2 separate regions of the Mus musculus genome follow, and region 2 is linked to region 1. Evidence: chromatin contacts called from ENCODE Hi-C or POLR2A ChIA-PET data. All regions are on one chromosome and are shown on one strand. The core of a region is the stretch at or near the end of the contact, and the rest is flanking DNA. Distances in the headings are between cores, read along the strand shown.

Region 1 (7,598 bases), core at 2,938-5,437:
TTTTCTTGCAGACCAAAAGCCCTGTCTTTTATTTACATACCAATTCAGTCATTAACCCAGGTCCCCTTTTGATTATCCCATGAACCAGCATCCTATGACCCCAACCCCCTGATTCTTAGAAAGAGAGCAAACACATATTTCTTTTTAAAACTTTCTAAACTTCAAGGTTAAAATATCCACCCCTCACTGTATAGGGCAGCAAACACTATTAAAAAGAAAGAAAGGGAAAAAAAAAGTGTGTGTGTGTGGGGGGGGGGGGAAATCCCAGCCCTCCAGGTCATGGCCTTAGGTGAGTGAGGACCCTGGGAGGTGATTTGGCCCTGAGAGTAGAGGCCTCATAAATAGATGTCGTGTTTTTTATGAGTTGTTGGGGTTTTTATTTTTGGGATTTTGGGGGTGGGTTGTTGTGGGTTTTGCTATGTTTTGTTTTAATTGTATGTTATGTCTTTTTTTTTTTTTTTTTTTTTTTGAGTCAGGGTTTCTCTGTATAGCCCTGGCTGTCCTGGAACTCACTCTGTAGACCAGGCTGTCCTTGAACTCAGAAATCTGCCTGCCTCTGCCTCCTGGGATTAAAGGCGTGCACCACTGAGAATGTGCTTGTGTGACAGAATCCAGTAGAGGGCAACAGGTCTCCTGGAGTTATCAAGTGTCATTTGTGAAACAGAGACCAGCCTAGCCCAGACATCCAGTCTGTAGGCGCCTGTCCTTGGACTTCCAACCTATAGAACCTGAGAGACAAATTTCTACTGTTTACAAGCCACAGTTTATGGTCTTTTATTACTGCAGCCCTCATCAGAGTAAGAGACTGATGAATACATTCATTCATCCATTTGATTCTTGCTTGAATATCCCCAGGCCTGTGATGTTTAATCTTACCAACACGCTAAAGTTTAGAGCCACTGTTGAAACAAATCTCTGGGTGTTTCTGTGAAGAATTATCTAGATTATGAGGTATGAGGATCAGCCCTAAATATGGACAGCATCAGGCCACAGGCTAGGATGCCAGACTGAAAGAGACAGTCTCAGTGTCTCTCTCTCTCTCTCTCTCTCTCTCTCTCTCTCTCTCTCTCTCTCTCTCTCTCTCTCTGCTTCCTCCTGAGATAAAGTGTGACCAGCTACCTCACATGCTTGCCACCATGGCTTCCATGCCCAAATGGACTGTGCGCCTTTTACTGTGAGCCAAAGTAAACACCTCCTTCCTTAAGTTGCTTTTGTCTGGTATTTCTGTCAGAGCATCAAGACGAGCTACTGATGTGTACATAACTATGAAAGAATATCCAACTGGTTCCAGCCTCTGTGAGCGAGATTAGGGTCATATCAGCCAAAAATTATTAATTCTCTTTCTGACAGGTTATTCTTAATCTTTCCTTTTAAAACACACTTCAGGATTATAGGGTGTACTGGCTAGTTTTGTGTCAACTTGACACAGGCTGGAGTTATCACAAAGAAAGGAGCTTCAGTTGGGGAAATGCCTCCACGAGATCCAGCTGTAGGGCATTTTCTCAATTAGTGATCAAGGGAGGAGGTCCCCTTGTGGGTGGTGCCATCTCTTGGTTCTATAAGAGGGCAGGCTGAGCAAGCCAGGGGAAGCAAGCCAGTAAAGAACATCCCTCCATGGCCTTGCATCAGCTTCTGCTTTCCGACCTGCTTGAGTTCCAGTCCTGACTTCCTTTGGTGATGAACAGCAGTATGAAAGTGTAAGCTGAATAAACCCTTTCCTCCCCAACTTGCTTCTTGGTCATGATGTTTTGGACAGGAATAGAAACCCTGACTAAGACATAGGGAAAACACATAAATAGGGGAAAATATTCCCATAAGCCATTCATGGAGATCCACAATGTCTGCCACATGTCCTTCATTCTTTCTGATCTATCCTATATATTGCCATTTTTCAGTTGACTAAAAGCCCATTTTTCAAATGTGATTACAGGTTTGCCCATATGGGGCTAGCCGACTAGGCCAGCACTCTTTCTTTTTGGCTCAGGCTCACCAAGGGTTACTGAGGATGGCATAGGAAACTGTTAAAATGATGCTGGGGGGGCTGGTGAGATAGCTCAGTTGGTAAGAGCACCCGACTGTTCTTCCGAAGGTCTGAAGTTCAAATCCCAGCAACCACATGGTGGCTCACAACCATCCGTAATGAGATCTGACTCCCTCTTCTGGAGTGTCTGAAGACAGCTACAGTATACTTACATATAATAAAAAAAATAAATAAATCTTTAAAAAAAATGATGCTGGGAGTGAAACTCAAGTCCTCTGAGGGAAAGAGAGTGTATGTAGAGGGAGAAACTGTTTGACTGGAGTCCCTGGCTTCCTCCCCTCCCTGACGTGGTCCCTAAATTCCAGTTTTCTCTTCCTCTCCAACAATGGACCATTTGGAAAGCCTCGGAATAGAAAAAAATGGCAAAAACCTAGTCCCACATTCCTGACAGCTGTCCTAATCACCCCACCTCACCAGAAGTCACCAGCCACCCAAGCCCCTTACCCTAGATGACCATACCAGGGCATAAGCGTATGGCAGACATGTCATTTTCCTTCACCTACAATCTATTAAAAAAACCTTCTCCAGCCATAGTCTATTCTTGACATTTTCTTGTCTTGTCCTGAGCCTAGTGAACTTTCCCAGGAGCCCATTCCCAAATAAACCTACATTTTTTTTTTAAACTTCTTAATTTGGTTTGAATTGGCTTTTTTTTTTTTTTTTTTTTCTGGCAGAGAAAAACCTATTAGTAGTGATTCAACAAAAGATTCTGGGAGGCCCTTGCTTTGGACTAAGTTTGCACACCATGTCCATCCAGCAAAGCTGATCAAACCAAAGTGGAGTCAGTCATGCTGAGTGGCAGGGAATCTAAGTGAAAGGTTAGAGAACCCAAAGGGTCCCAACAGTAAGAGGAGATAAGATGCCGGTTCACCTAAGATAGCCAAATAAGGAAGTCTGAGAACCAAGCCATGGTTCTGATTCTGTGTTCCCTTCTCAGGAATCCTAGTCCTGCTCTTACTGCCTGTATAAAGTGAGAGCATACAGCCGAGGGGAGGGTTATTTAGATCGGAGGGAGAGTTCAGCCTGAGGCATCTGGAAAAGTCCACAGAAGGGAGAGAAAGCTCTCTATCGGACTTGGCCAGCAGGGTAGGTCAGGCCATGAGAGGAGTGGGCACTGGGAAGAAAGGTGGAAGAGAAGAGAGAAAAGCAAAAGAGAGGACAGAGGGTGGGGTAGGGAAAGGGGGAGGAGCAGGGGGAGGGGAGGGGGGAGAGAGAGAGGGTCAGTAGGACTAAGTACCAGCCTGAAATGGCGGGGTTATATAGGAATGAGAAGCTTGGGGAACTGAAGCCCAAGAGCTGGAGAAGTTTAGAGCAGGAGGTGGGTTGAGAAACGCTAAAAGGAGCCACAGGTACCACGTAAGCCTGGAGGCCAGCAGACACTGTGGTATGTTACTGGGCACCTTAAGCAGCCATTTTGTCTTGAGTTTCTCTTTGCACTGCCTAGTGAAAGCTCTCCCACTGTGTTAGTGAAGATGCTTCAATTCGTGAATTCCCATTAACAGCTCATCACTCGGAATTTGGCTTTTTAAAATTATATATATTATATATTTTAATATGTACATTTAAAATAATTTTGAAATATATATATATGTATATGTGTGTGTATATCTATATAAATTATCTTTTTTTTTTTTTTTTAAAGCCAAATTGCTGGGCCAGTCTGTAATCCTAGCTCTTGGGGAAGGCTGAGTCGGGAGAAGGGCTGAGTGTTGTGAGCTAGAAACCAAGGCCATCTCTCTAAACACCCAACCAGGAGCTAAGGAGATGGCTCAGTGGTTAAGAACATTTGCTCTAGCAGAGGACCCGAATTTGGTCCCTGGCTCCCTTATGGTGGCACATAACCATGTGTAATTGGATCTGACGCCCTCTAGTGACCTCCACTGGCACCAGGCACGCACGTGGTGCAAATATGTACAAGCAGGCAAAGTACTCACACGTGTAACAAATAAATACAAAACCCAAAACAACCTGTCTGTCCAAACCAGTTGGGTGGTTTTTTTGTTTTTGTTTTTAACGCCCGGCGCTTAAGGCGACGAAAGGATACTGTTATCTACAGAAGAGCAGGCACTCCCTGGCTTCCGTCCTCCCTAGGCGGCTCCGTCCTCCTCCCTCTCCCGGCAGCCCTTGCGCGGGGAGGCGGGCCCGCGTCCGACCCGCCCCCTCGCAGACTCGCGGGCGGGAGGTTTGAAGACCCAGAGGGCCCGCGGACGCTGCAGCAGTCCCGCTCGCGCTCCAGGGTGCAGGGCTGAGGCAGGGCCCACGGGTGGGTCCCCTCCCCGGTCACCGAGCGCTGCGCAACGAGGACGAGCGAACCCTGCGGGGACAAGCGACCGCGGCGCTGACCTGCGCCCTGAAGCCGCGGTGCGGCGGGCTGACTCCTGCCAGGTCGCCGGAGAGCTTCAGGGCCGCCCGTGAGCGATCAGGTCTCGGCTGTCGTGTGTCACTGAGCCGGGCGCTCTCGGCGAGGGAAGGGAACCCGGAGCCCTTGCGCACACACACACACACCCCTAAGCCTGACGCGGCGAGCCCAGGGGGCACGGCCTGCGCATGCGCACCCCTCTGCCTTCCTGCCGGCGCACGCTCGGTCCCGCAGCTTCAAGCTGGTCGGGTCATGGAGGCCTCGGGAGGCGTTGGGGGCGCCTTTCTGAAAGGTGAGGAGACACGCCCAGTAGGGAGGGGGCTGGGGTCTAGGCTCCCAGCGCCTGGTTGTCTTGCCTGGGCCGCCGGGATCGGCTCCCAGGCCAGGTCCCATCCCATCTCAGGGCTCCCTACGCCCGAGGTCCTCTCACATCCTAGGTTCCCTCACACCCGGAGTCCCCTCACTCAGGATCCCGACCACCTGTGTGGACACCCCACATACATTCACCCTGTGACCTTCATCGACCCCTATGTGTTCCCCAATCCCCCCACCCCACCCCGGTGCAGGCTGAGCCCTGGAGAGCTGGCGGGAGGATAGGCTCCTGTCTTAGCTTTCTGGGATCCTCTTGCCTCTATGGCCTCTGCAGTTGTGGGATCAGGAAAAGTAAGAATTTGGTAATAGTGTGATGGCCTCTGGAGGGTCCTACCTGAGTAGAGCTGCCTGACACTTGTGGAGCTCACCTTTTTTTTTGTTGTTGTTGTATTTTTGTCGTGCTAACACGTGCTCAGAACATGGGACCCTGGGTGAGGAGATTCCAAGTATAAATATATTTTATATATTTATATATTATATTTATTATAGCTATGTGTTTATTATATTTATATCATATATGTGTATATATATTTAAATTTTTATTTATTATTTTAGAAAGCAAGTTTGCCTCCAACTTGCTATGTAGCTGAGGCTGACTTATCTCTGTTTTTTAATTTGGTTTGGGGGTGTGGGGTGGGGGTGTGGGCTTGCTTGTGTAACAAAGTTTCTCTTGTGGCTCTAGCCTTCCTGGACCTGGAAACTCTGTCTCAGTCTGTAGACCAGGCTGACCTCAGAGATCTGCCTACCTCTGCCTCTCAAATACTGGTTTTAAAGGGATACACCACCACCACATGCTTTGGCGTAGAACTCTTGCCTCTACTTTATAATCACTATGTGCTAAGATACCCAACTTCATATAAATAATTTATTAGAACTGAACTGTATTAGCTTGACTATGCTATGGCCATAGAATCGTGTTATTGGAAGATAGTCTGGGCCAGAAAGCCTGGAATGATTACTATATCTGTTTCTTTACAGAAAGCATAATCCAGGATAATTATAAATCTTCCTGGATGAGGAAGATTTAAAATACTACCAAAATGGCAAGGATGATGTTTTGAATAGATTCGTAATAAGAAATCTTCACGTAATAGGAAACTTTCACTTTTTTTTCCCTAAAATAAACAGAACAAGAGAAGAATCTATTGTGGGAGGGGGTGTGCAATTCCTAGTGTGTGGTTCCTGCTAAGATCTTGCTTATTTTCAGATGTTGTGGCCTATGTTGAAGTATGGTCTTCCAAAGGGACAGAGAATTACTCAAGGACGTTTGCAAAGCAACTTGAGGATATGGGGGCAACGGTAAGAAATTAATATCAAAATGACTGATAACCTGGTGTTTTCTCGTTATGGGAGCTGTTCCTTAGAACACGAAGGACTTAGCAGTGGGTGAGTGGTAGGAGGCAGAACAAACCAACCAAATACAAGTTGGACAGCAGTGCTTACAGAGGAGATAGTCTTGGAGGCATTGTGTTAGGAGGAGTCTAGTGGGAGACTTGAGTCTGGCATTGGTTCAGTGAGGGCTGGTACTCGCAGTGGAGAGAGTAAAGATGCAGGAGAATGAGCAGGTTTCCAAGGGAAGATTGTGACCGTAGGCATATTGGAAACATCTCATAGGCATTTGATTACTCATGTCTGGAGCTTGAGGCAGTCAGATCTGTAGACTGATGTGGGGGTCAGCAGAGGATGGAACCTTACTCAGATCCTGAGGAGTCCTAAAGGAGGAGGAGGAGGAGTGTTTAAGGACCAGTGATGGCCTGACCACCAACCTGGGAACAAGAAAGGGAAAAAAAATTGTCAGGAGAATATCAAAAGCAAGTATGAAAGAATTTAAGAGGTGTGGATTCAGAACAGCAGAGCCTTAAGGAACGGTAAGATGTGCTTAAGGCTTGTCAGTTATGAGGCGATTGCTCTAGCTCACTTTCTTTTTAAAGGACAAAAGGGTTCAAGGTGAGTCTGAGATTCCTGACTTAGGAAGAAATGGAGATAGTAAACTCAGACTGCTCTGATAGGAAGCTATACTGGCTTGACACAAGCTGGAGTCATCACAGAGAAAGGAGTTTTGGGTGAGGAAATGCCTCCTTGAGATCCAGCTGTGAACGGAAGTCCAAGGATCTACCAGTGTTCAGTCCCACAAGACAAGCAGACAAAGAGAGTGAATCTTCCTTCTTCCAATGACCTTACCTAGGTCTCCAGCAGAAGGTGTGGCCCAGATTAAAGGTGTGTGCCACCAAGCCTTTAATCCCAGATGACCTTGAACTCAGAGATCTCCCTGTTTTAATCTGGAATTCATAAGCCACTATGCCTCAAGATCTCCATGCCAAGATCCAGGTCAGAAACTTGTATCTCCCAGCCTCCAGATTAGCATCACTGGTGAGCCTTCCAGTTCTGGATATAATCAGGTTGACAAGCAGGAAGCCACCGCAGACCCTTTGCTTGCTTACTGCCATTTGTGAGACTCCCTGACAGGCTGAGTGGATGAGCGAGAGACAGGATAACTCCTCACGTCAGGGTGGGGATTAGGGTGCAGTAAGGTGGTATTAGGGCAGTGCTGGCCTCCTCAAAATGAAACAGTCCGAAGTAAAACTGTGGTAAGACAGGGACTTTGTGTATACACATGCCTTTGTATACACAAAGGCATGTGTATACAGCATGCCTTGTTACACAAGCATGTGGCACACCAATTGGAGTTCGGGAGGGCCAACGTATAGGTCATGCCTCTGTCTAGACGCAGTTTGTGGCAGCTCAGTCCCAAGTGTGGGATTTTATCACATCCTCACCTAAGGCTTCTAGTAAGTATCCCACACCATTGTGAAAGACATCTCCAGG
Region 2 (6,769 bases), core at 779-3,278, 360 kb after region 1:
CTATTTCTCTGCCTTAGTCTGTCCAAGGTCAGGGGCCAAGTGACTAGGGACCTATCTGTAGCCCAAAGCTCACAAAAAAGTACCCATAGAAAACAAGTCCTCCAAATCTATTCGCCATGGTCAGCCTGTCTTGTTTGATGAAGTTCCAGCAGAGGTTCTGGCTCCTGATCAACTGAGTCTTTCCATATGGCCCCACTCAGTATGCCCTGCCTCTTATCCCTAGGAACTGTGATCTTTCTTAAGTCTGTTCTATCCAACAGATCATTTAACTAAAACAAAACAAAACAAAACAAAACAAAACAAAACAAAACATAACCAAACCAAACCAAACCTCAAAGGAACCCAGGTCTCAACATAACCAGCACAGCATCCTTACCATTAGCAAGGAGCCCACAGGGCCTGCTAGCGATAAGACAGGCATAGTGGTAGTGGTATGTCTGTGGGGTTACACCGCATATGTGCTAAGTACCTGGGGGACCCAACAACCAGGAGTGACCTGGAGTCACCACACGGTTACAGCCAACCAGGGCTGCATGTGCTGGACTTCAGTCATAGCTGGTTCTGTGTGAGGCTGGCTTTGGATTTTCTTTTGTTTTGTGTTTCTAAGGACTGAACTCAGGGCAGTTCCTGTGCTAGGTAAGGCCTCTGCTATCCCCGAGTCCACTTTTCTGTTTATTTAGAGACAATGTTCTGCTAAGTTGCACAGGCTAGCTTTAAACTCTTTCTGCAGCCTAGTTAGGTTTAGAACTCACCACGTTCATCCACCCCCAACCTCTTCATTGGCTTGGATTATACGCCTATGCCATCAGACCAGGCTCCACCTATATAACCTCGGATGTCAGCGAGAAGCTGTGTTGGTATTACTGATTACTGAGGGGGATTGTGGAGGGTACTCAGGGACCCTTTCACACTACCGTTGTCCTGAGTTTTCTAGGATTACCAAGGAATGTAGATCAGTAGGCACAAACCTCACTGCTTGGAGGCAGAGCCGGGAACCCATCAGCTATGGGAAGAGAATAGCCACTATTCCTTTCTCAGTCCCAGGTTATGTTCAGTGCACTGACAAGCTTCCTGCTAAACATCCATTCTTTTCCTGTTGGAAAGCTAGGGGACTAGGCCACTATGGGCAACAGTGTACTTCCTAGTCTCTTAGGGCCTAAACTAGCGCCCTTTGGGATTCTGAGTGGGTGTTGGGGACGGGAATCTGCAGGGATTATTCTGTAAATCAGAGGTAAATTTCAGAGATACCATGTCCAAGAAGGGACGCGGAACCTTGTTGGATCCGGATGGTGGAGTTTCCCCAGGGACCGGGCCTTGTAGGAGAGTGGCAGAAGTGGGCGGAGGCACTCTATGCCAGCACTGAAAGGGTTACAAATTCAAACGCGAAAGGCGCGAAAACTATGGCCATCTTGCTTCATCTCCGCTACCCACAGGACCCTTGTCTTCAGTAAACCAGCGTTCTGCTGTGTCACAATCTCGAAAGGGTAACCAGTGTCCTTTGGGATCCCACCCCTCCACCTCTCCCAGCTCTTGGATCGCATGCCACCCCAGCCCGGAGCCCGGGTGTCCAGGGAGCCAGGGCGCCTCACCAAGTGCTGGCGCTCCAAAGTAGCCTCCTCACGCAGCTCTTTGCAGAGCACCAGCGAGAGGAGAGAGAAGGGACTCAGGGCTCCGGGTTTGGAGTATGGGGAGGATCCATGCATGGAGGGATGTCTAACTGGATGGAGGAAATCATGCATGGTGAGGGGATCACACAGGGAGTGCTCTGCAGGCTAGGACGGGAGATCATCGTGCGTGCACCGGCGCAGTGTTCGCCGCTTGCCTGCCTGCCGGAGGAGGAGGAGGCACAGCGGTGGTAGATGTGCCCCGCACACTGGGTTGGAGTAGGGTATTGGAGGGGTGAGCACTCGCGGGCTGCGCCTCACTCACGCGCGCTTTGCTCGGCCGCCTGCAGCAGGGCAGAGAGCCCCAGGAGCCCCGCGTGCATCTTCTGAGCTGCTGCTGCCTGTGCCCGCCCCTTCCCCTGCCCGGGACCGGGTTGGGGAGGCTTCCGGCTTGGGGCCCCAAGACAGGAGGCTTTTCTTCCCAGTCAGTTACCAAGTTGCTAGTAGGGTTGGGGTGAAGGCGGGGACAGGGGGCAGGAGGAACCGACAGGTTCTTAGGGGGCAGTCTCGCGGTCTGTGTCAGATTTGCATGCTGTCCCAGCCTCCTAACGGCTGTAAGACACAATGGGTTTGTTCTGAAGCGAAATGGGTTAGTCACTGGGTGGTCATAGTCAGCGGGTTTGCTCAAAACAGAGTCCACTTAACTACTAGTCAGAGTGGTGTATGTGTGTATGTGTATCATGGGAGGAGGAATTTGAAAAGCTGATTGGGACTTTTGAAAAATTTCAGTTGTGTGTCCAGAAAAGGGAAAGGAAACACGCCTAAAATGGCATCTGAGCCTTTAATAGCCGCTTTGCTTTCAGACCTTTCTCCCAGGTATCCTTGAGGGGTTAATCCAGATCCCCCAAAGCCAGAAGTAAACCTTCCCACGGAAAGTCTTTCTGGGAGATGGGAAAGCATCACCCTGACATTTGTTTCGATGTAGAGGTTACACAGGACTGTGGACGTGGGGACAAAGATTGTTCTGAATCGTCCATGCCCAGCGGAAAAATGTTTTATAACCCTTGAGCAGGCGTGGCAGGAAATTACTAAGTAGAGGTCAGGCCTACAGCGATTCTGCCCCATAGAATTCTTGCGAAGGAATAAGAATACACAAATTAGGACTGGAAATAAATGCTGTTCATGATTAGTGATGGGTGGGGAACATTTCAATACATTTCTCAACATTTTTAGCCTTAAAACATCCCACCACACTCCCCATCCAAATTCCTAGGTGTACGGTTTGAGAAATAAAAACATATTCTATATTTCATTTGTTAAAAACAGTCCAAGGCAGGCAAGGTGGGGGATCAGGACGTTGGCTGCCTCTCTGGTCTGTCTTGTGTGCTGTGTCCAGTGTGGAGGGACATGGCCCCCCAGGTTCAGAATCCTATAAATGGAGATCGCAGAAGGGTCAGCTGGAAGACACAACTGGGGATTCCAGCTGGGATATTCTATCTGATTCTATTCTATTTGATTGGCTGTGTGGCAAAGGTGGTTGGTTCATAATCACACCTCCTGTGCCACCAGCCTCCCTTCTCTCTACCTTTCTTTTCTTCACAGCACTTATCCAGTTACGTTTCCTCCTTGGCTAATGTGTTATCTTTTACCAGTCTGCTATGGCAGGAGGTGAGGTGCCTTCATTAGACTAATGACACTGTCTCTAGACCTGACTCAGGGGAGGCTCTTGTGAGACAGACTTCCTGGAGAGACAAAACATGACAGATAAAAGCAATGGCTGCACCCTTGTCCAGCTTGGTGAACCAATGAGTATTTACTGTGGTGACTAACTGGAGTGGGGGACTCATTACTTACAAGGAGCAGGGATGTCTCAAAAGCAGCGGCAACATCAGAGAGATCACCCTGACATGGGTTTAGATTTCTCCTGCAGGCTCCACATGGCATTAGACCAGAAATGCTGGTATTCTCTATCCTTCAAGCTGACTGGGGAAATCTCGCCTGGGTAAGGTAGATGCGTTGAGAGATCCTTTATAGTCTCAAGATTCCCACTCTTGGTAAGTCCCAGGCCCTGGCTGATATGGCCCGATTAGATTGTTGGTGGCCTCTCTGGAGAATAATCCAGCTTCCCAGAGAAGACTTCCCTAGGGTAGGTAGAACTTCTTACGCACAGGATGTGTCTGTGCTCAGGACTAAAACGGGTCCTAGAATGAGCTAGGAGCTGCCTGTGATAGGCCATCCATCTCCTTGTTTCCCACAGGACTGCTTGTAACTCTGAAGGTTGCTGATTCAGGCCTCCCAAGCAGGGTATGTCCTCCTGCTGACCCCTCAGGCACAGGACCAGCTCTTCTCTGTTCCCTTTAAATCCTGCATCCCTACCTCTCCTGTGTATTTAGTTGGTGCGGAGACTTTCCTGCCATCATAAAGGTCAGGGGAAGAAGGCCATTGTAAGTGTTGGCAAGAGATGGTAGTGAATCCTTATGGTTCCCACAGGGCCCAGAGCAGAGGGAAAGGGGGAGGGGGAGGGGGAGAGGGAGAGGGGGAGGTAGAGGTAGGTGGAGGAAAAGAGGGGGAGGGGGAGGGGGAGGGGGAGAGGGAGGTAGAGGTAGGTGGAGGAAAAGAGGGGGAGGGGGAGGGGGAGGGGGAGAGGGAGAGGGGAGGTAGAGGTAGGTGGAGGAAAAGAGGGGGAGGGGGAGGGGGAGGGGGAAGGGGAGGGGGAGAGATCTCACTTGGTATGATATGAACGTGGCCTCTCTGTGAGAAGACCTTCCTGTAAGCTAGAAATACTTTCAGCACAGGTGAGTTCTTTATGTGCTGATAAAACATGGGAAGTGGAAGATGCCAGAATCTGCCTGTGAATAAGCCCTATGTATGACAGGCTCTTACCCATGTGTCTCAGGGGACAGCTCACAGATTCGGAGGGTTGCCACTTTAAGCCATCGAGCTAGGATGTGCTCTCCTGGTGTTCCTTCATATCTAGGACTGTTAGTCATTTCCCTAGAACCGTCAGTCATTCTCCTGGAGCCTTGTACCCCTGGCTTTGACAGGTGTCTCAGCTTCTGTGGGACCTGGGTGACCTGGGAGAAGAGTAGCCGAACAGCAGGATCAGATAGTATCGGAATCTATCATTTCTACCACGTCTAGGACGCAGATATGAGGTGCCTGTTGGACAGTGGTGTTCCAAAGCCCTGTGTTGGCTGTATTCATATGGATCAGGAATGCACAGTTTTATAGCTGTGCATGATATCATATGATATTGCAATGCAGAGTGAAGTCCTCAGAAGCAGCCCTCTGTCCCCTGATGAGTCTCCAATCCTGTGGGCAGCATGTCTTTACGGTTAGATTTGCTTTTATCCTGGATACTCCAGGTCAGTATCTCCTTCCAGACCTGTTATGTTTCCAAGTCTGGGGTGTTTGTGTAATTCTGGCAAGGATTCCCACAATAGGGCCCCTCCTGCTCCAGGGGAAAGAACATGACTGTGGAGGGTCAGCCATCAGCCAGTTTCTGTGTGCGTTCAGGCCTGTGCTGCACAGGGCTGTATAACTTTCTTCCAGTAGGGGTCTCAGCAGCTTCATTTTTGCAAACAGACTTGTAATCCTTGAATGGTTTCAGCTCAGAACGCAAACACCCAGCATGGCCAGCAGAGGGCAGCCGCGCATCCCATTCAGAACTGTAACTATAGTTGGTCATTCCGTTAGTCACCACAGGTTCTCGACGATTCCACGTATTCCCCCTACTTGAAAATAATATTTAAATCTATCATTTGAGAAGTCCATCGTGTATGCGGTGCGTTTTCATCTATCCATTCCTATTCTATCTAACTTCCCTTGGATGCTCTTTCCCATGTTCACCCCACATTCATGCATTTAAAACTCGTTAGAATTAGCCCACTAAGAGCAGTATGCACATGGGTTTTGGGTTACCTCTAAGGATAAGGACAAACCACCAGTGGCACATCCCCCAGATAAAAGCATGCTCCTATCTCAGCAGCCATCAATTACCCCAGCTCCTCGGTTAGGACTTGGCCCCTGGGACCTTTCCTTCCAGGCTCAACTTTTTACTAGGACGATCTTGTTCAGGCTGGGTGCAGGGAACAATAGCTGTTGTGGGCTCACAAGTGCTATGGCCCTGTCATGTCTGGAGCACAGCATTCCTTAGTGTCATCTCCATTCTTTGGCTTCCATGGTCTTTCCGCCCCTTTTCCGTAACAATCCTTGAGCTTTCTTTTTCCTCCCTCCCTCCCTCCCTCCCTCCCTCCCTTCCTTCCCTTTTTTTTTTCTGTGTAAAAGCGTTTTCCTTTGAGATACTCACAGTCTCCCATTTTCAATTTTGTTTTGTAGTTGGTGCTTTTGAGTTTAAGACAATGCGCTGGCTTTCTGTAAGCAGAAACATCTCTTTCTGTTTGCCTCTCCTCTAACAGGTTGAGGTTTATATTCGAGTATCTCACCCAACTTGATTTTGTATTAACATATGAATCCAGACAAGTACTGCGGGTCTGAAACCCAGTCTCTGGAGTTCATGCTGTGATTGGCTGAATTACAATGTAAAGTTTTGACTCTAGTAACACGAGGGTACTAACTAGGAATCAGTAGGGTTCTAATGTGTGGCTGATAGGCAGGGGAAATGTCTTATAACGACCCCAGTGAAGCTTACAAATACCTTCTGAGAGTTTCTGAACATTTAAAAGATTTAGGGGACATTGGTTTCTTAAGTTTCTGCCAGGAGAACCAGCATAATACATGCATCTGAAAATGTGAACTCTCTTTGCCTAAGGAGTTGCTAATCACCATTCTGCAGCAGGTGCCAGGCAGGCTTTGAGTTTCTTGGGGACATTCCTACCAGATACCTATCAATATTGGACTCCCATCAGTCTCCTCAAAGCGAGACACACAGTGTGACCAACTAAGAGGTGAAGAGTCCTCTAAAGAGCTGATTTAATTTCCTAGCAAATAGAAAGGTAAACTGGGAGCAGCGTGTGGGAGTGGGTCTTATGTACACGGGGCAATGGAAATAAAACAAGAACCCCAGTTCGAGCAGGTCATAATTAACAATATTGGCCTAGTTTCCACCCATTCTCCTTTTGATATTGTATCTCAGTGAGGTAGTCCCTGCATTTCTGTGCTTAGTTGTTTGGACGACACATGGAGTGTTGGCTCTATGTGCCCAC

Evidence for each region. A loop is a pair of places that touch in the nucleus more often than their neighbours do. ChIA-PET counts read pairs that join two places held with the same protein, here RNA polymerase II (POLR2A).
Region 2: a loop to region 1 is called in a map of T-helper 2 cell, with 3 times the contacts of the local background. The contact joins the promoter of Xkr5 here to the promoter of Mcph1 in region 1. A Hi-C loop is called at or near these places in 3 of 37 maps with a recorded cell type or tissue (CH12F3, T-helper 2 cell and regulatory T cell). POLR2A ChIA-PET finds 5 or more read pairs at or near these places in 1 of 5 experiments (embryonic stem cell).

What each region holds. Positions count from the first base shown.
Region 1 is chr8:18,590,944-18,598,541 of GRCm38, forward strand. It overlaps Mcph1 (microcephaly, primary autosomal recessive 1), which reads left to right and starts at 4,188. Exons shown (of 14, transcript NM_173189.3): 1 at 4,188-4,692; 2 at 5,980-6,071. The coding sequence starts at 4,653.
Region 2 is chr8:18,948,947-18,955,715 of GRCm38, forward strand. Xkr5 (X-linked Kx blood group related 5) reads right to left here and starts at 2,029. Exons shown (of 7, transcript NM_001113350.2): 1 at 1,930-2,029. The coding sequence starts at 1,987. Gm40464 (a long non-coding RNA gene) reads left to right here and starts at 1,321. Exons shown (of 3, transcript XR_870173.3): 1 at 1,321-1,484.